2 separate regions of the Homo sapiens genome follow, and region 2 is linked to region 1. Evidence: chromatin loops called from intact Hi-C (ENCODE). Cell type or tissue: chondrocyte. All regions are shown on one strand. Links, peaks and the distances in the headings refer to the core of each region. The heading gives the core; the rest is flanking DNA.

Region 1 (11,080 bases), core at 1,211-9,210:
AGTTCTTTGAGAAATCTACATACTGTTTCCCATAGAGGTAGTACTAATTTACATTACCACCAGCAGTACCTAAATGTTCCCTTTTCATCACATCTATGCCAATATCTATTGTTTTTTGACTTTTTAATAATAGCCATTCTGGCTGGGATAAGGTGATATCTCATTGTGGTTTTAATTTGCACGTCCCTGATGATTAGTGATGTTGAGCATTTTTTTTTCATGTTTCTTGGTCATTGTATACCTTCTTTTGAAAAATGTTTGTTGATGTTATTTGCCCACTTTTTGATGGGATTATTTTTTTCCTTGCAGATTAGTTGGAGTTCCTTATAGATTCTGGATACTAATCTTTTGTTAGATGCATAGTTTGCAAGTATTTTCTCCCATTCTGTGGGTTGTCTGTTTACTCTGATTATTTTTTGCTGAGCAGAAGCTTTTTAGTTTAATTAGGTCTCATTTATTTTTTTGTTGCATTTGCTTTTTGTGTCTTAGTCGTAAATTCTTTGCCTAGACCAATATCCAGAAGAGTTTTTCCTAGGTTTTCTTCTAGCATTTTTATGGTTTCATGCCTTGGATTTAAGTCTTAAATCCATCTTGGTTGATTTTTGTATATGGTAAGAGATAGGGATCCAATTTCATTCTTCTACATGTGGCTATCCAGTTTTCCTGGCAACATTTATTGAATAAGGCGTTCTTTTCCCAATTTTCATTTATGTATGCTTTGTCAAAGGTCAGTTGATTGTATTTGGCTTTATTTCTGGGTTCTCTACTCTGTTCCTTTGCTCTATGTATGTACTTTTATACCAGTACCATGCTGTTTTTGTTACTATAGTAGCCTTGTAGTATAATTTGAAGTTGAGTAATGTGATGCCTCCAGATTTGGTTTTTTGTTTAAGATTGTTTTTTGGTTCCATATGAATTTTAGGATTGTTTTGTCTAATTCTGGGAAAAATGATGTTGGTATTTCGATACAAATTGCATTGAATCTGTAGACTGCTTTGGGCAGCATGGTCATTTTCATGATATGGATTCCTCTAATGCATGAGTGTGGGATGTATTTCCATTCGTTTGCATTGTCTGTGATTTCTTTCAGAAGTGTTTTGCACTTCTCCTTGTAGAGATCTTTTACTTCCTTGGTTAAGTATACCTAGGTATTTTATTTTATTTTTTTGCAGCTATGGTCAAAGGGATTGAGTTCTTGATTCTCAGCTTAGTCATTGTTGGTATGCTACTGATTTGTGTACTTTGATTTTGCAACCTGTGACTTTACTGGATTTATCAAATCTTGGAATCTTTTGGAGGAGTCCGTAGGATTTTCTAGATATATAATCATATCATTGGCAAACAGAGATAGTTTGACTTCTTCTTTTCCAATCTGAATGCCTTTTATTTCATTCTCTTGCCTGAGTGCACTGGCTGTGGCTTTCCATATGTTCTTATTTTTAAAGGAGAGACTTTTACCCAAAATGAAAAAATTATTTGGATTGGAAATTGGAAGAAGTACTCTGTAAGTATTATTTTTTACATAGTCAAATTTGGTGGTTTAATTTTATTTCTAGATTTTGCTGTCATTCATAGCATACATTTATAAAAGTTTATAAAAATGTTCTTTATTTTCTTCCAACATAAAGTTATTAATTTAATTAGTGCATTCGGTATTTGCCAGGAGTTCTGTAGGAATCATGAGTAGCTTTTGGGTTTTTCTGCGTATAAAAGTGTAAGTATCATATTATGTAATAATTCATGTAATTATCCTTATTTAGGAATGTTTAATGTACTTCTTTTTTCTCTTCACAGATTCTTTCAACTTTTAAGAACAAATGCACCTTATAGCTCATGGAAGAAAAAACACAAATCAAGACATTTTTGGGTTCCAAGTTGCCAAAGTATGGAACAAAATCTGTAAGAAGTACATTGCAGCCAATGCCAAATGGGACACCTGTTAATTTATTAGGAACTTCCAAGAATAGTAATGTCAAAAGTTACATCAAAAATAATGGCTCTGATTGTCCATCATCTCATTCATTTAATTGGAGGAAAGCAAATAAATATCAGCTTTGTGCACAAGGTGTCGAAGAGCCTAACAATACTCAAAATTCACATGATAAAATAATTGATCCTGAAAAACGTGTTCCTACTCAAGGAATGTTTGATAAAAATGGGATAAAGGGAGGTTTGAAAAGTGTTTCTTTATTCACATCAAAGTTAGCAAAGCCATCCACTATGTTTGTGTCATCTACAGAGGAGTTAAACCAAAAGTCTTTTTCTGGACCATCTAATTTGGGTAAATTCACCAAAGGCACATTATTAGGAAGGACTTCATATTCTTCGATCAATACTCCAAAATCACAGTTGAATGGATTTTATGGAAACCGATCAGCTGGTAGCATGCAAAGGCCTAGAGCGAACTCCTGTGCCACCAGAAGCAGTTCTGGAGAAAGCTTAGCTCAATCCCCAGACAGTAGTAAATCTATTAATTGTGAAAAAATGGTAAGGTCACAAAGTTTTTCACATTCCATTCAGAATTCATTCCTTCCACCTTCATCTATAACCAGATCACATTCCTTTAATAGAGCTGTGGATCTTACAAAGCCTTATCAGAACCAACAGCTATCCATTAGAGTGCCTCTACGGTCAAGTATGCTAACAAGAAATTCCCGGCAGCCAGAAGTACTCAATGGGAATGAACATTTGGGGTATGGATTTAATAGGCCTTATGCTGCTGGTGGAAAGAAGTTGGCTTTACCAAATGGCCCAGGTGTAACTTCTACTTTAGGTTATAGAATGGTTCATCCCTCTCTACTGAAATCTAGCCGATCTCCATTTTCTGGGACTATGACAGTTGATGGAAATAAAAATTCACCTGCTGACACATGTGTAGAGGAAGATGCTACAGTTTTGGCTAAGGACAGAGCTGCTAATAAGGACCAAGAACTGATTGAAAATGAAAGTTATAGAACAAAAAACAACCAGACCATGAAACATGATGCTAAAATGAGATACCTGAGTGATGATGTGGATGACATTTCCTTGTCGTCTTTGTCATCTTCTGATAAGAATGATTTAAGTGAAGACTTTAGTGATGATTTTATAGATATAGAAGACTCCAACAGAACTAGAATAACTCCAGAGGAAATGTCTCTCAAAGAAGAGAAACATGAAAATGGGCCACCACAGGATATGTTTGATTCCCCCAAGGAAAATGAAAAAGCCTTCAGTAAAACTGATGAATGGATAGATATAAGTGTCTCTGGTAAATATTACTTACCTTAAGTTTTTTTGCTTTCTTTTAAATAATATAACTGAACTTACATTTAGGATTATCTTCAGATAGATTTCAAGATATTATCAGTTTCACGGAGGGATAGATCTAGACAAAATTGAGGTGGGTTAACGTTTATTTTCCTGTGACTTTTGCTCCATACCCCATTTTTCACCCTATCCAAGACAATATTAATAAAACCACTCTTAACCTTTGTTGTTCTTTGGCTGTTATACACAGCCTATTCCTGCTTAGTATATGCAGTGCTTCTAAATGACTTCCCCTGCTTACCTCAACCAGTGTGGTATGCCATTAAACAAACCATCTCTTCTCTTAGGATAGCATTTCATTGCTATTTGTTAAGAGTAAAGCTGTACCAAAGGGTACAATGAGATAATATAGGTTATGTCTAATCTCACGGATTTTTTTATCCTAGAAAATTCTTCTTGTTTAGCAATTTTTTAGATACACTTCCTGAGAGAGCTTTATTTATTTATTAAACTGAAGAAAGTGAAATAATACCTGTTAAACATTTCCTCTTATGTTTGGTTATCCTGTTACTAAATGCTGGATAAAATGTATTTGGTATTTGTATGCCCATATACCTGAATAAAGAACAACTAAAGGGATTAGATATAGACATGTGGTATAATCAGGGGACTAGATCGTGCATAGAAATGCATGTACAAACCCTTGATTGTCTATAGGTCTTCTAAAAGAGACTGCCGGAACAAGTTTATTTCCTTATAGGGAGGCAATTATGAGTACCCTACATTATTTAATCTATGAAGTTAAATAGTGTACACAGAGGAAAAGGAGTTTCCTGGCCAGTGTTTAAAAATAAATATCTTGGGAAATATAGGAATATGAGGGTTTATTTACATTTTTGGAAATATTACAGAAGTGAAAGATGACTAAATGAATTTTCTTTTCCTCTATTAGAAAATATTTCAGTAGGTTATTTTAAAGATTTTGGCTCTTGATGTTTTTATTGCTTAGGATATAGAAAATGCTACAGTTATGAGTGCTTTTTTTGAGCCAGCTTTTTTGCTATGATATATCAAATTATTAGCACTTATATTTTTAGGACACGAGAAACAATTATATTTTTGTGAATCAGTAACCTTTTTTCTCTTGAAGACAGGAGTGAATGTACAAAACATACTTCTGGGAATAATTTGGTTTCACCAGATACAGACTACAGAGCTGGTTCTTCGTTTGAACTCTCTCCATCTGATAGCTCTGATGGAACATACATGTGGGATGAAGAAGGCTTGGAACCCATTGGAAATGTCCATCCAGTTGGGAGCTATGAGTCCTCTGAAATGAACAGCATAGTATGTATGGATTTATATACTCTTGGAATATTTTGTTTACCCTACTATAGAGAGACTTGTGATATGATTGATTTTGTAAAAAATTTATGAATTAACTTTACTACTTTGAGAAATGGAAATTCATATTTGTTAAGAGCCTATAAAATATCTGACTCTAATATGAAATAAAGCATGGAGAATATATGACATTTGACTTAAATATACTCAACATGTTTACATATATATTCCTCATACATATGTGCATACTATATTAGTAGTTTAATCTATGCCAGTGGTTCTCAAAGACTGGGGGAGGAGGTCAATGACTGGAGGTGGTTTTGGTTGTCATATTGATGAGTGCTTCTTGGCATCTAGTGGGTAGATGCCAAGGATGTTGTTTAACATCCCACAGTCCACAAGACAGAGACCACAATGAATTATCTAGCCTAAGATGGCAGTACTGCTGCTGTTGAGAAACCTTGGCCTGTGCTATACTGAGGTAACATTGAAGTGCCAACTCTCAGTGGGATAATACAATACAAGTGTATTATTTTACTCTTAGAAAGTTTGTTGTGGGTCTGGACAGCTCTCTAGGGCAGCTGTCTTTAGTGATCTAAACTACTTTGATTTTGGGGCTTGACCATCTTTTGAGGTCCCTTCTTTTCACTATGGCAGAGGAAGAGAGTGCCAGAGGGTCTCACACATATAATTACTTGCATTGGCCTGCAGGCAACACTTGGCACTTCCGTTCATGATCTGTTGACCAGAACTAATCATGTGGTCCCATCTGAGTACTAAAGGGACAGGAAGTGTAATCTTTGTGTGTGCCTGGAAGGCAAGGGAATCAGCTATGGGCAAGTGTTAGAAGACCTGCCATGAATTTATATGTGCATATTTTAAGAAACATGGCAAGTAATGTGGATAATATGCCATATGGGTAAAGTGTAATTGGTATGTTTAAAGTGACTCATTGCAGTTATTCAGTATATAAAATACGATTTTCCAGTAGTTGTATGGGAAAATTGGTAGTCTGTGGATATATTAAATTCCAAGTGGATTTCAGGCAATGTAATTTTCTATACTCCTATAAACCTTTTACTTAAGCCATTGTTAACGGAGGCTTAAATTGCACAAACATTTTTTTTAACCGTTGTCAACACCTTGCATACAAACATTTAATTTAGAGACAGTGTCTTCATCTCATTAGATAAAGGAGGCTCAGAAAAGATAACAGTTTAAGACCTTATATGCTGTCTTACTAGGAGTTTTAAGGCAAATATGATTGAAGTGCAAATGAAAAAGGTGTCCAGCAGATGGCAGCAATAAACCACTTAGTACCTGACAGTTTTTGGAGGCTAACCACCTTGATTCAGTTCATTGTTCCTGTAACTAATCACAAAATAGCTTTCTGTCAAAGATTTCAGAATGCATCTGGATTAACTGTTAGTCCTTAAGATCCATGAGTTTCCTCCTTGTTCAGTAGGTTTATGTCTATTGGTATGGGAAGAAAAAAACATCCATTCTGTGCTTTGGAACAAGATGGTGTTTCTGTCTTTCTCTTCTGATCTAAGGAGAAGATGACAAAGTCTGAGAAAGAATAGAGAGTTGATGGCAAAAGTTGAGAACCATGTGTTGAGTTCTCGTACAGTGATGTAGGATTTACCATTTTTGCTCTGAAGTTACGTGAATTTTTTGTTTTGTATAAATTTTAGGCGTGTACCTGTTCAGAATTGTTGGTTTGTTTTTTTTTTTTTTTTGGTGAATTGGACTTTCCATCATTACTTAGTGATCTTCTCTATCTCTAACTATGCTTTTTGTTTTCACACTCCTTTTTTTCCAAATATTAATATACCTTACCAGTTTTATTTATATATTTTCTCTTCTTTTACTATCAGCCTTTTTTATGTATAGCAAATAGTTTATTATTTTAAAATTTTCAGTTTGTCTTTTTCTTTTGACTAGTGAGTTTAATCCTTTTATGTTTGTATTGTTATACTTGGACTGTATTTACTCTGCCATCTTATTATTTTTATTTAAATTGTCTTGCTTTTTTTTTCTGTTTCTTTTTCTTTTTTTTTTTTCCTACAGTGGTTCAAAGTAGTATCTCTTACTTAACCCCTCAAGACCTTTAGCATATTCTCACTTTTCTTGTCTCTGCAACACTGCTTCTACCAGTCCAGGTAAAGATAAGGAGCTTTCACTAGAATGTACATCAACTGTGTCACTTCTAACACAGTTTAGTTCCACCCACTGTTCATTTCTGCTGACATTGTTTTTGTAGTAAGTCTTCCTTTTTGAAAGAAACAATGTGTTGATATACATTCTGATGCAATCTCCTAATCATGTCAAGGATCCCAACAAATAGTTTGTAGACTGATTACTTTTCATAACACCAGTCTAGAATCCTGGCTATTTATTTGTTTACATGCTACCAGTATTATGCAGAGGTCTGATTTACGTACAGTAAAATGCACAAATCTTCTGCAGACAGACCAGAGAATTTTGATAAATTTGTATGCTTGTTTGACAATCATCCATATTAAGATATAGAATACTCCCATCGCTCCAGAGTGTTCCCTTTCTGTTCCTTTCAGTCAGTCATTCTCTTACTCTGCAATCACTGTTGGTTTCGGTCACTATAAATTAGCTTTGACTGTTCTTGAACTTTATATAAATGAAATCATAAAGGTGCTGGTTTATATCTAGCTTCTTTTCATTAATATTATGTATTTGTCAGTTGTAGTTTCTTTACTCTTGTATCATATTCCTTTGTGTGAATATACTACAACTTATCTTATTGTTCATGGGCATTTAGGTTGGTTCCAGTTTCTGGCTATTAGAGTATTGCATGATTGTGAAGATTTTGATATATGTTTTTTTGGTGAACACTTATTCATTTTTGTTGGGAAAATGTGTAGGAGAGAGATTCCTGGGTTATAGGCTATGCTGATGGATAAAGATGCTGTCAGTGTTTCAAAGTGATTGTGCCTGTTTACACTCCCCACTGGCAGTAAATGAACATTCCGGAAAATTCACCTTCTTGTCTATTCTTGGTGCTTTCTGCCTTTTTGCATTTTTGCTATTTTGTGGGTATAGTAGTATTGCATTGAGATTTTGTCTTGTATTTTTTGATAACTACTCACAGAGCACCTTCACATATGTTTATTGGGCCATTAGGATATATCCTCTTCTGTGAAGTGTCTTGTGTTGGGTTTGTTTTCTTAATGATTTGTAAAAATTCTTCATATTTTTTGACATAAATATTTATTTTATATCAATATGTAGATGTTTGTATTCATGTGTATATTTACATTTTATATATGTAGAGTGTATTCTTTACTGTGAGTTGCTTTTGAAATCTCTTAGTGTCTGTTGATATAGAACTTACCAATTTTGATATTGTCCAGTTTTACAAGTTTTCCCTTTACCGTTACCACTTTTTAAAAAACTGTTTGTGAAGTCTTTTCCCACCTTAATATCATGAATATATGTTTCAATGTTTTGCTCTAAAAGCATTATTTATTTTTAACCTTTTACCTGTAGGTCTCTAGTCCCCATCTGGAAATTATTTTTCTGTATGGTGTGAGATAGATGTCACGATTAATTTATTTTAGTCATCTTTCCCCCACTGTACTTCAGGGTCATCTTTGTCATAAATCAGTGACTGCATATATAAATATTTCATTGCATAGACAAATATTTCTGTTTATTTTGTCAGTTATATGTTATTTTCATTATCGTAGCTTTAAAATAAATTTTGCTGCCTGGTAGGGTAAGTCTTCCAGCTTTGTTCTTTTCCAAGATTTCTGTAGCACTTCTTAACCTTTTGTATTTCCAATTAAATATTAGAATGAGCTTGTCCGTTTCCAGGAAGGACCTGCAGGGATTTTGAATGGGATTGCATTGAATTTATAGATGATTTTGGAGAGAATTGACATATTTATGATGGAGATATAGTCCTCCATTAATTTCAGACTTTAGAAATACTTCTTGCTAATGTTTTGTACTTTTCTATAAAATGTTATGCATGTTTGATTTTGACACTGTAAGTGGTACCATTTTTATAATTTTATGAGTTTTTGTTGTATATACAAATATACCTGATTTTTATCATGTATATTGGACTTTTCTAATAACCTTGTAAATTCATCTACTAGTTATAATAATTTGCCTTTGGATGATTTTGGAACTTGTATATACATTCTATAATCATACCATTTGCAAAAAAGTTGCCTCACCACCCCAGCGCTTGCCCTATTACACAAGTTAGGACCACCAACGTGATGTTGAATTGAAATGGTGATAGAATTTCAGAGAGAAAGCCTTAATAGTTCACCATTAAAGTTTTTGGGAGTTGAGAGGGAGTTTAATCAGAGTATGGAAATTCTCTTTTATTTTGTTTGCTGAATTTTTGTTGTGAATGAATATTAAGTTTTACCAAATGCTTTCTCTACGTCTGTTGAGATAATGAAGTTTTTTTTGTGTTAGTGTGGTAGATTGCATGGCTTGATTTTCAAATAGTAAACTACCTTTCCATTCTTAGAATACATTCACTTGGTCGTGATGTATTATCTTTTCAAATGTTGTTAAACTAGATTTTCTAATTTTTATATTTTAAAATTATTTTTTAAAATTAAATTTTTTTTTTTTTTTTTTTGAGACGAAGTCTCGCTCTTCTCACCCAGGCTGGAGTGCGATGGCGCAATCTTGGCTCACTGCAACCTCTGCCTCCCAGGTTCAAGCGTTTCTTCTGCCTCAGCCTCCCGAGTAGCTGGGATTACAGGCGCCTGCCATCACGCCTGGCTAAATTTTGTATTTTTAGTAGAGACAGGGTTTCACCATGTTGGCCAGGCTGGTCTCGAACTCCTGACCTCAGGTGATCCACCCGCCTTGGCCTCCCAAAATAGTGGGATTACAGGCATGTGCCACCGCGCCCGGCCTAAAAATTAATTTTTAGAAAAGAGATAGGGTCTGTCTCTTTTTGTCCAGTCTGGCCTTGAACTCCTGGGCTGAAGTAATCCTCCTCCCACAGTCTCCCAAGTAGCTGGGACTACAGGTGCATGCCACTATACCCAGCTCTGCTAATAGTCTATGTTTTTGCATGTATGTTCATGAGTAAGATTGTTCTACTCTGTAATTTTCTTGTTTTTCTACTTGTTCTTGCCATGTTTTGGTATCAAGATCATGCTGGCTTTATAATGAGTTGAGAAGTGTTTCTTATTTTTCTGTCCTTTGAAAGAATTTGTGTACAACTAATGTGCTTATTCCTTAGGTATGTAAAAGAATTTGCCAGAATTCAGCCTTCTGGACCTGGAGTTTTCTTTATGAGAAGGTTTTTAATAACAGTTTTAATTTTTAGATATTGGCATATTAAAATTTGTATGTATATTCGTGTTGGTTTTTGAAAATTTGTCCATTTCATCTAAACTTGTCATTTGTTGGTGAAAGTTGTTTAGGATTATCCTCTTTTTAACATCTTATAGGGACGTCTGCTTTTCATTCCTAATACTGGTTATTGGTGTTTCCTCTCTTTTTCTTCATTTCCAAGAACCAAATTTGGGCTTTGCTGATTTTTCTATATTGTGCTTATTTTCTGTTTTTATTGATTTTGGTTTATATCTTTATTTCCTTTCTTCTACTTTTCTTTAGTTTAATTTGTTTTTTCTTTTCCAAAGTTTTTGACATGGAAACTAGATAATTGATTTTTAGCCTTTCTCCCTTCTCTGGCATATGAATGAATTCTCATAAAGAGAAGCCTTTATTATTTGGGAAAGAATGCATTCAGTAAACACCCTAGTAGTAAATATAGCAGTTAGTTCTTTTTATGTGCGTTGTTTTAAAATTGTGAATTCTAAGGCATGTTGTATAGGCCATTATCCTTAATGCATTTATATATCCATGAACAATATACAGTATGATTTTGTACGTATTTTACAACTTAGGTAAGTGATATGTAATATTCTACAGGTTTCTTTTTTAACTCAATTTTATGTTTTTTGTGTATATGTGTATTTGTATTGTAGTTCTAATTCATATTTATTACTTTATAATATTCTGTCATTTGAATATACCTGTATTTTTCTCTGTTCCCCTGCTAATCTACATTTCAGTTATTCTTTATTGCTAATAATAATGTCTACATGGTGTAGCAGTGAACATTCGGATTCAATTCTCTTTGATCATATAAGTCAGTTTCTTTAGGATATAAACCTAGCTATAGCGTTCCTAGGATATAAAACTAGGAATAGTGTATTTTCAACTTTAATGATATTATCAAACTTCTCCCTAAAATGGTCCTACCAGTGTATACCTTCCAGTAGAGGATGAGAATTTCTGTCACTTATCATCTGAACCCCATATGTCGTCATCTGACTTCAACATTTTAATCAGTCTGGTGAGTGTGAGATGATACATAATTTTAATTTACATTTATACTATTATTGATTTTGTCATTTTTTTCACACATTTTACTGGCAGTTTTGTTTCCTTTTATGTAAATTTTTAC
Region 2 (11,080 bases), core at 1,896-9,895, 370 kb after region 1:
ATTTCTCTCTTTTTGTGGTTCTAGCAATTGTTGCCTTATGTATTTTGACCTGAGTTTTATATCTGGACTCATTATTATGATTCATTGACATGCGTATCTGTTCTTTCACTAATAGAAGCTGTCTTGGTTACTGTAAGGTCATTGTAAGTCTTAATGTCAGATAGTGTAATTTCACCAACTTTGTTCTTTTTCATAATCAGCTTGACTATTATAGTGCCTTTGTTTTTCCATATAATAATTAGGTCACTGACTTCTGAAAAAAAATCCTGCTGGAATTTCTTGTGATTGCTTTCAAACCATAGATCAGTTTGAAGAGAAATAATATTTTAACAATAATGAGTCTTCCAATCCTGCACATAGTATATTCTTTTCTTTTTCTTTTTTTTTTCAGATGGAGTCTCGCTCTGTCACCCAGGCTGGAGTGCAGTGACATGATCTTGGCTCACTGCAACCTCTGCCTCCCCGGTTCAAGTGATTCTCCTGCTTCAGTCTCCCGAGTAGCTGGGATTACAGGAGCGTGCCACCATGCCGAGCTAATTTTTTGTATTTTTAGTAGAGATGGGGTTTCACTGTGTTAGCCAGGATGGGCTCGATCTGACCTTGTGATCCGCCCACCTCGGCCTCCCAGAGTGTTGGGATTACACGTGTGAGCCACCAGGCCCGGCCCATATATTCTCTTATTCACTCATTTACTTAGATCTTTTCAAATTTTCTCATTATTGTCTTACAGTGTTCAGCCTACATATTTTGTCCTTATTTAGATTTATACCTAATATTTCATATTTTTGTGTTATTTTCAATGTTATTTCAACTTCCATTTGTTCATTGCTAGTATATTGAAGTACAATTAATTTTTTTGCATTGTTCTTCTTCCCCATGATCTTGCTAAAGTCACTTTTTATTCCTAGTAGCTATGTTATAGATTCTTTTGGATTTTCTATGCAGACAATCATGTCTTCAGCAAATTGAGACTTTTTTTTCCCTTCAGTCTCTATTTTATTATTATTGTTTTTTGCTGTAATACACTAGACTTTGAAAATACTGTACACTTGGTCTACACTCTTGACCCACTCCCCTACTTTCTCCCATGCAGCAGCTGGAGAGTGTCTTCCTCCCAGGAGAGGGACTTCCTCCTGCAATGTCCTTCCAGTGCCCTCTACTGAGAAAGCACAACATTGTGCTGAATTTACAGGAAAGATGCTTAAATTAATTCTATTATCACAGAACATACATTGAAAATAAATATAGAAATGAGATGTAATAAATTAATAAATGGCACACCTCTTTTGCGATATTAGCATTTAATGCTAAAATTGTTGCCAAGTACTGCATCTCACAAATTAATGTATGCTGTGTTTTCATTTTCATTCAAGTTATAATATTTTCTAATTTCTCTTTTGACTTGGTCTTTGACCTACGGGTTATGCAAAAGTGTGTTTTGAAATTTCTCAATATTTGGATATCTCTAGCTATTCTTCTGTTATTGATTTCAAGTTTAATTTTGTTTTTATAAGAGAATATACTTTATATGACATTAATCATTTTAAATTTGTTGAAGTATGTTTTATGACCTGGAGTATGATTTATCATGGTGAATATTCCATGTGCACTTGAGAAAAACATGTATCCCGTAGTTGCTCATGAATGATTTCTCTAGATGTCAGTCAGGTCAAGTTAATTTGTAATGTTTTTAAGTCTAATGTATATTCTGATTTTGTTCTATTGATTACTAAGAGAAGATTTTGATGTCTGCCACTAAAATTGTGGATTTTAAAATTTAGCCTTTAGTCCCATCAATTCTTGCTTTCCTTATTTTGATACTCTGTTTTTAGTTGCATAGACATTTAAGATTGTTCTGTTCTCTTTGTGATTGATCCCTTTCTTATTATGAAATGCTCCTCTTTATTCCTGGTAATATTCCTTGTTCTTAAGTTTATGTTACCTGTTAGGAATATGGCTTATCCATCCTTCTTTTGATTAATATTTTGATGGAAGTGTAAACAGTTCAGTTATATTTAGGAATTGGGGTATGTTTGACTTGTTCTGTTTACCTTCAATGTACCACTGTCTTGAAGTTATTTTGATATTATTTTGTGCATAGAGTGGAAACTGGGGTACTAGAAAAATATTATCATTGTTCCAGCTTTGCCTTTAGTTTTAGACCTTTCCTATGCATCTGTGCACAGAGGGGATCTCTCTGTGCCCTCTACCATACCCCTCTAGTAAATTCTTACTGCTTTTTACTCTTTTGTTGCTTGACTGGTTTTACAAGTGTACTTTTTAATTTTCAAGTGTTTGGAGAATTTTCCCTGTTTTGACTTCTACTTTAATTACATTATAATAAGATAATATACTTTGTATGATTCTTTTTCTTTTAAATTCGTTAAGGTTTGGCCAGGTGTGGTGGCTTATTCCTGTAATCCCAGCAGTTTGGGAGGCTGAAGCGGGAGGATCGCTTGGGCCCTAGAGATCAAGACCAGCCTAGGCAACATAGCTAGACCACCATCTCTTAAAAAAATATATTGTTAAGATTTGTTTTACAATCTAGGATATGGTATATTTTAGTGAATCTTTCTTGTGAATTTGAAAAGGATGTGACTTCTGCTATTGTTGGATGAAGTGTTCAAAAAATGTTGGTTAGATCCTATTGATTTATGGTATTGTTGAGTTCTATATTTTTTTCTGATATTCAATCTATGAGCATTGTAATTTCTATCTGTAACAGAAAATTTGTCAATTTCTCCTTCAGTTTTCTCAGTTTTTATGCCCTGTATTTTGGAGCTCTGTTGTTAGGTGCATACACATTTAGGGTTGTTATATCTTCATGACAAATTGACTGTTGAATCATTATGTAAGGTTTCTCTTTATTTCTGGTAATTTTCTTTGTGCTGAAATCTACTTTGTCTGATATGAATATAGCAACTCCAACTTCTTTTGTAAGAGTTTGCATGGTATATCTTTTTCTATCCTTTTCCTTATAACCTATTTGAAGCATTAGATTTCACATGGACAACATATAGTTGTATTATGTTTTGCTACCCATTCTAATGATCTCTGTCTTTTAATTGGTGTGCTCAGACCATTTACATTTAATACAGTTATTGATATATTTGTATTCCACTTTACCATTTTATTATTTAGTTTTGTTTGTTCTCTTCATTTTTGTATCTCCATTCTCTATTTTCTGCATTCTTTTGCACTTTTTGAATATTTTTTGGTATTCTATTTTACTTGCCCATTGAGTCTTTGACTATATCTCCTTGAAATTTATTTTAGTAATTGCTCTAGAGAATTACTTAACTTTATATTTAGTCTAATTAGACTACATATTTTATCAACATCAAATGGATGTTGATATATCTTACCACCATATAGATCCCTTTTCTTACTAGGTGCATTGAAAACCCTGCAAGACAATGTTATAATTTTAACTTTCAACCATGAAACATATCTTAAGGATCTCAAGAGAAAGTAGTCTATATTTACCCAGATATTTACCATTTTGTTTTCTTCTTTCATTCCTTATGTTCCATTTTTCTTTCTGGTATTATTTTGCTTCTATCTGAAAAATTTGCATTAACAATATTTTTCTAAAGCAGGTCTGCTGGCAAATAATTCTCTTAGGTTTTCTTTATTTGAGAATATCTTATTTCTCTTTTATTTTTTGAAGAATATTTTCACTGAATAAAGAAATCTGGGCTGATGGTTCTTTCCTTTCAGTACCTAAAAATGTGTGCTACTTTATTCTGAACTCCATGATTTCTGATAAAAAATTCATTGTCATTTGAATTATTGTTTTCCTACAAATAATGCGTAGCTTGTCTCTGTTTAAAGGTTTTTAATTGCCTTCTATTCTTAGCAGGTTGCATATGTGTCACAGAGCATGGATTTCTTTGGGTTTGTCCTCTTAGGAATTTGTTGAACATTTTGAATCTTTAAGTTTATGTCTGTTGCTAAACAGGAAATTTCCAGCTATTAATTCTTCAAACATTTTTTTTCAGGTCTACATTCTTTTCTTATCTCCTTTTGGAACTCTAACGATACAATGTTAGACCTTTTTTATTATCGCACATGTTCCGAAGGCCCTGTTAATTTTTCTCAAATCTATTTTTTCTCTGTTACTCTGACTGGATAGTTTTTATTAAACTATCTTTGAGTTCACTGATCCCTTCCTCTGTCATATCCATTCCAATATTGAGACCTTTTAGTGAGGTTTTTTCCAATTGTAGTTATTGTATTGTTCAGTTGTACTATTTCTGTCCAATTCTGTTTCTTGCTGTAACTGTCTATTTTTTTATTTGTTTCACGAGTGTTAGAAATTACTTGGTGGAACATTTTTGTGATAGCTGCTTTAAGTTCTTTTTCATATTTTGAAACAGGGTCTCCCTCTGTCACTCGAACTAGAGTGCAGTGGTATGTTCATAGCTCACAGTAACCTCGAACTGGGATCCTCTTGCCCCAGCCTTCCTAGTAGCTAGGACTATAGGTATGCAACACCATATCCAGTTGATTTTTATTTTTTATTTTTTTATTGAGATGGGTTCTCTGTATGTTGTCCAGGCCGGTTACAAATTTTTGGCCTCAAGCAATCCTCACACCTTGGCCTCCCAAAGTGTTGGGATTACAGGTGTAAGCCACTATGCCTGGCCAATTGCTTTACGTTTTTTGTCAGATATTTTTAATATATTTTATTTTTACATTAGCATCTGTTGATTTTTTTTTGCCCTGTGTGAAGTGATATTTTTCTAATTCTTCATATATTGAGTACTTTTGGATTTGTTCCTGGGCATGAATATTATGTCATGAGGTACTGAGTCTTTAAAAATATTTATGTTAAATGTTATTTTTGTTTCAGCAAGCAATCAACCTGTTTAGGTTTAGGACACACAGTCCAGCCCACCTTCTGTGGACTGCAGTCCCAAAGTTAATTCAGTTTTCAGAGTCTTTGCAATGTTATTTTTAGTTGTCCTGTGTGTGTGCCACCCAGTGGCCACTCTGAGACCTGGGCAATAATCTGTGAGTTCCATCCTTAAATTCTTTGCTGTATTGATTAAATCAGATCTACCCATGGTCAACTTTGGGGTGAGAACAGAAATTCATTAACAAATCTTTATGGTGCCTCTTTCCCAAGCTATTCCCTCTCTCTGATTTCCTGCCTATTATTTTCTATATAGTTTCCTGGGCCTCTGATTTTTAATTATTATGTCAGAAAACTGGGGATTTAGTTGCTTCTCCATATATGCTTCTGCATCTAGAGAGAAACAGCAAGAAGACACAAGGAGAAATAAAATTAATAGAGGATTGACCCACCTTCTTGGGATTGGGGCTCCATGGACTGCAAAAAGCAGTTTTCCTCACTCAAAACTTGGATTCCTGTGGGCTCTCATTCCATCTCTGCTGCCATCACAAAGAGATTGTATGGGGCCTGGGACCCAAGAATGTGGAAGAAAAAAAATTAACGCAAGAAGATTTCCATACTTTCTCTAGGTACTAAGAAATCCCCTTTCTGTTTATTGAACCAGAACTAGAGGGCTTTTCCTGGAGTTACTTTTACACGCTGGTGCCCAATTCTAGATTTCAGTTTTTTGTTTTTTTTCTTTCAGTCTTTGTTCAGGTTTTATAGTTGCATTCAGTGGGAGAGACACGGGGACTACACTTAGTCCATTGTACCCCAAACTGTAATTCCTCTATTAAATTTTTAGTACAACAATTCAACATTTTGTTTATTTTTAAGATGTTCATTTGTTCTAAGACCTTTATATTTTCTTTGTTTTTTTCTTTAATAGTTTATAATATTAATATAAACTATATTAACTTTCAACCAGGTAAAGATATGAAGGAAGTCTTTTATAATTTTGAAAATAATTTTACTTTTTCTCCCAACTATATTTGCTATTGTCTTGTTTATTTACATTGTGGTATTTCCTGTGTTTTTGGTTTTCCAATACTTTATTTACTACCCCATATCCTAATGGGACCATAGTATTTGAAATGGCAAAAACATTGAAGGCATCTATGTTTCTCTCTGTGTATGGCTGTGCTTTATCTCACATATAGTGATATGTAGTTTTATACATTTCATCTTTTCTGTCAAAATAGATTGTTAACAATTTGAATTTTTATCCTTTTATTTAGGAGACTAATGCTAATATTTCCTGATTTTTGGATGTGCTAGTGAGTATCCTGAGAATAAAGCCTATACATAGTTTCTTTTAAGAGCAATAGGATATTCTTAATGTGTCTTGTTTTTTATCTTTCTTTTTGTATACCATCTGTGGCTACTATAATAAAAATTATATTTTTGTGATTCTGGGATAGTGAGTTGGTATCAATTAATGACATCTAGATTGCTATCTATTTATTTCTCTATCTTCCTTACTGAGCTGTGACCACCTTAAGGGCAGGTGGAAACGGTTTCTTCATGTTTATGTTGTCAGCAGCCAGAACAGCCAGGCAACATGTGGATACAAAAATACTTATTCATATTATTTTCCGCTGTGTTAATTTCTTTGACATTCTATATGTTTCTCAACTCTATTTTCTATGTTACTAATTGATTTTTCTGCAACATCAGTTCTATTTTTAACTACTTCCCATACTAATTTAAATGGTTCCATAGTGACATTCAAGTTTATTCTGTTCCTTTTTCAAAGGTGCCAAATAAATAATTCCTCATCGTTTTAAGATGTTTCAATTTTGTTCAAATTTTCTGAGAGATCAGGTTTCCTGACAGGCTGTTTTGCAGTTCTATTTTCATTGTTTGTCTATGGTAAGAGCTTAAATTGTCCAAGTCCAGGATTTGTGATTGGGTCATTCTTGAAGGAACATTCTTTTTTTTTTTTTTTTTTTTTTTTTTTGGTTTAAAATAACAGAAATTCATTCTCACAGTTCCGTGGAGGCCAGAGGTCCAAAATGAATATAACTACACCAAAATCAAATTGCTGGTGGATGCTTCATCCTCCAGAATTTCTAGGAGAGAATCTGTTACTTGATGCTTCCCATTTTTTTGTGGCTACTGGTATTCCTTTGTTTGTGGCTGCATCACTCCAATCTCTGGCTTCATGGTCACATTGTCTTCTCTTCTTCTGTCTGCAATCTCCCTGCCTCTGATTAAACACACTTGTGATTGCACTTAGGACCTATCTAGATCATCCAAGAAAATCTCCCTATCTCAAGATCCCCAACTTAATCACATCAGCAAAGACCTCATTTCCATGTAAGGTAATATAGGGTTCATGGATTAGGACCGGATGTCTTGGGGGCCATTATTCAGCTTACTACAACATATATTTATACACTTTGTGCCTGGATGAGTTCTCAGTATTTTAAATGTCTTAAGTTACTCTCACAACAATCTATGATATAGGTACTATTATTTTCATTTTTCAGATGGCAAGGCTGATGCAGAGAAAGGTCATAATAATTTGCCCAAGCTCGATCATACTCACATGTTCTTTGACCACATGCAATTACTTAGAACCAACAACAAAAGCTATTTTTTAAATTTTCTATTCTGAAATAATTCCAGATTTACAATAAATCTGCAAAACAGTACAAAGCATTCCTATAACTTCACTTAGATTTTCCAAAGGTTAACATCTTACCACATTTACTGTACCATTTTCTCTCTGTATAATTTGTCCAGAACCAGTTGCATATACAATACTCTGTTAACCCTAAACGTTCAGTATGCATTTCCTAAAAAACAAGGACTTTTTCCTCAAGAAACCATGACATTATTAGCAAAATCAGAAAGTCACACTGTTATAAGCTATTAATAATTTAAAGACCTTACTCAAATTTTACCGATAGTCTCAAAAATGTCTGATAGAGCAAAAGTTTAAATTGATCAGGATCCAATCAAGAAACATGTGCTGCATATACTTGTCACATCTCTTTAGTCTCCCTTAACCTGAAATTTTTGACAGGCATAGGCTGGTAATTTTGTAGGATATTCCTCAGTTTAGCTTTTTCTGATATTTCTCTCCACTATGATCATGTTATATATTTTTGGCAGGAATATCACATAATTAATGTGTCTTTGGCACATTTTGTCAGGATTCACAAAATATAGAATTGTCTTATTAACAGTGATATTAACAATACAAATTTTTTTTGAAAAAGAAATACATTTCTAAAACTCTTAAGTCTGTGCATATAAAAACACTTTAAAATACCAATAACAGGATCTGAAATTGTGGCAATAATCAATAGCTTACCAACCAAAAAGAGTCCAGGACCAGATGGATTCACAGCTGAATTCTACTAGAGGTACAAGGAGGAACTGGTACCATTCCTTCTGAAACTATTCCAATCAATAGAAAAAGAGGGAATCCTCCCTAACTCATTTTATGAGGCCAGCATCATCCTGATACCAAAGCCAGTCAGAGACACATCCAAAAAAGAGAATTTTAGACCAATATCCTTGATGAACATCGATGCAAAAATCCTCAATAAAATACTGGCAAAACGAATCCAGCAGCACATCAAAAAGCTTATCCACCATGATCAAGCAGGCTTCATCCCTGGGATGCAAGGCTGGTTCAATATACGCAAATCAATAAATGTCATCCAGCATATAAACAGAACCAAAGACAAAAACCACATGATTATCTCAATAGATGCAGAAAAGGCCCTTGACAAAATTCAACAACACTTCATGCTAAAAACTCTCAATAAATTAGGTATTGATGGGACGTATCTCAAAATAATAAGAGCTATCTATGACAAACCCACAGCCAATATCATACTGAATGGGCAAAAACTGGAAGCATTCCCTTTGAAAACTGGCACGAGACAGGGATGCCCTCTCTCACTACTTCTATTAGACATAGTGTTGGAAATTCTGGCCAGGGCAATTAGGCAGGAGAAGGAAATAAAGAGTATTCAATTAGGAAAAGAGGAAGTCAAATTGTCCCTGTTTGCAGATGACATGATTGTATATCTAGAAAACCCCATTGTCTCAGCCCAAAATCTCCTTAAGCTGATAAGCAACTTCAGCAAAGTCTCAGGATACAAAATCAATGTACAAAAATCACAAGCATTCTTATACACCAACAACAGACAAACAGAGAGCCAAATCATGAGTGAACTCCCATTCACAATTGCTTCAAAGAGAATAAAATACCTAGGAATCCAACTTACAAGGGATGTGAAGGACCTCTTCAAGAACTACAAACCACTGCTCAATGAAATAAAAGAGGATACAAACAAATGGAAGAACATTCCATGCTCATGTGCAGGAAGAATCAATATCATGAAAATGGCCATACTGCCCAAGGTAATTTATAGATTCAATGCCATCCCCATCAAGCTACCAATGACTTTCTTCACAGAATTGGAAAAAACTACTTTAAAGTTCATATGGAACCAAAAAAGAGCCCGCATCGCCAAGTCAATCCTAAGCCAAAAGAACAAAGCTGGAGGCATCACGCTACCTGACTTCAAACTATAATACAAGGCTACAGTAACCAAAACAGCATGGTACTGGTACCAAAACAGAGATATAGATCAATGGAACAGAACAGAGCCCTCAGAAATAACGCTGCATATCTACAACTATCTGATATTTGACAAACCTGAGAAAAACAAGCAATGGGGAAAGGATTCCCTATTTAATAAATGGTGCTGGGAAAACTGGCTAGCCATATGTAGAAAGCTGAAACTGGATCCCTTCCTTACACCTTATACAAAAATTAATTCAAGATGGATTAAAGACTTAAATGTTAGACCTAAAACCATAAAAACCCTAGAAGAAAACCTAGGCAATACCATTCAGGACATAGGCATGGGCAAGGACTTCATGTCTAAAACACCAAAAACAATGGCAACAAAAAACAAAATTGACAAATGGGATCTAATTAAACTAAAGAGCTTCTGCACAGCAAAAGAAACTACCATCAGAGTGAACGGGCAACCTACAGAATGGGAGAAAATTTTCGCAACCTACTCATCTGACAAAGGGCTAATATCCAGAATCTACAATGAACTCAAACAAATTTACAAGAAAAAAACAAACAACCCCATCAAAAAGTGGGCAAAGGATATGAACAGACACTTCTCAAAAGAAGACATTTATGCAGCCAAAACACACATGAAAACATGCTCATCATCACTGGCCATCAGAGAAATGCAAATCAAAACCACAATGAGATACCATCTCACATCAGTTAGAATGGCAATCATTAAAAAGTCAGGAAACAACAGGTGCTGGAGAGGATGTGGAGAAATAGGAACACTTTTACACTGTTGGTGGGACTGTAAAGTAGTTCAACCATTGTGGAAGTCAGTGTGGTGATTCCTCAGGGATCTAGAGCTAGAAATACCATTTGACCCAGACATCCCATTACTGGGTATATACCCAAAGGACTATATATCATGCTGCTATAAAGACACATGCACATGTATGTTTATTGTGGCATTATTCACAATAGCAAAGACTTGGAACCAACCCAAATGTCCAACAATGATAGACTGGATTAAGAAAATGTGGCACATATACACCATGGAATACTATGCAGCCATAAAAAATGATGAGTTCATGTCCTTTGTAGGGACATGGATGAAATTGGAAATCATCATTCTCAGTAAACTATTGCAAGGACAAAGAACCAAACACCACATGTTCTCACTCATAGATGGGAATTGAACAATGAGAACACATGAACACAGGAAGGGGAACATCACACTCTGGGGACTGTTGTGGGGTGGGGGGAGGGGGGAGGGATAGCATTAGGAGATATACCTAATGCTAAATGATGAGTTAATGGGTGAAGCACACCAGCATGGCACAGGTATACATATGTAACTAACCTGCACATTGTGCACATGTACACTAAAACTTAAAGTATAATAATAATAAAACAAAACAAAAAAGAAACAAAAAACACTTTAACGAACAGGTCAAATAAATCATAATGTAAAGATATAAGTGGAAAAGCAATAAAAATATGTATAGATACATGTTTGTATGTACGCATACACCCAATCATGGGGTGAAGCAAAGGAGATAATTCAGATAAACTCAGATACTTACTATAGAAAAAACCTTGAAGATGAATGAGATAAATGTCCAATTTAC

What was found. A loop is a pair of places that touch in the nucleus more often than their neighbours do. Peaks named below come from ENCODE experiments on the same cell type or tissue, not always from the same donor. Only the 100,000 strongest peaks of a DNase experiment are listed, where the experiment ranks them.
Region 2: it touches region 1 in a loop (6-fold over the local background); 4 of 110 quality-filtered maps call a loop at or near these places.

What each region holds. Positions count from the first base shown.
Region 1 is chr10:84,369,220-84,380,299 of GRCh38, forward strand. It overlaps CCSER2 (coiled-coil serine rich protein 2), which reads left to right. Exons shown (of 10, transcript NM_001284240.2): 2 at 1,795-3,250; 3 at 4,400-4,596. The coding sequence starts at 1,834. Among named protein-coding and RNA genes, the nearest start is that of CCSER2, 46 kb to the left of the region's middle. In chondrocyte, for the core only: a CTCF peak has its summit at 5,895 (motif pointing right); no DNase peak of the experiment used is centred there.
Region 2 is chr10:84,738,701-84,749,780 of GRCh38, forward strand. No RefSeq gene overlaps it. Among named protein-coding and RNA genes, the nearest start is that of CCSER2, 420 kb to the left of the region's middle. In chondrocyte, for the core only: CTCF peaks have their summits at 4,987 (motif pointing left) and 5,194; no DNase peak of the experiment used is centred there.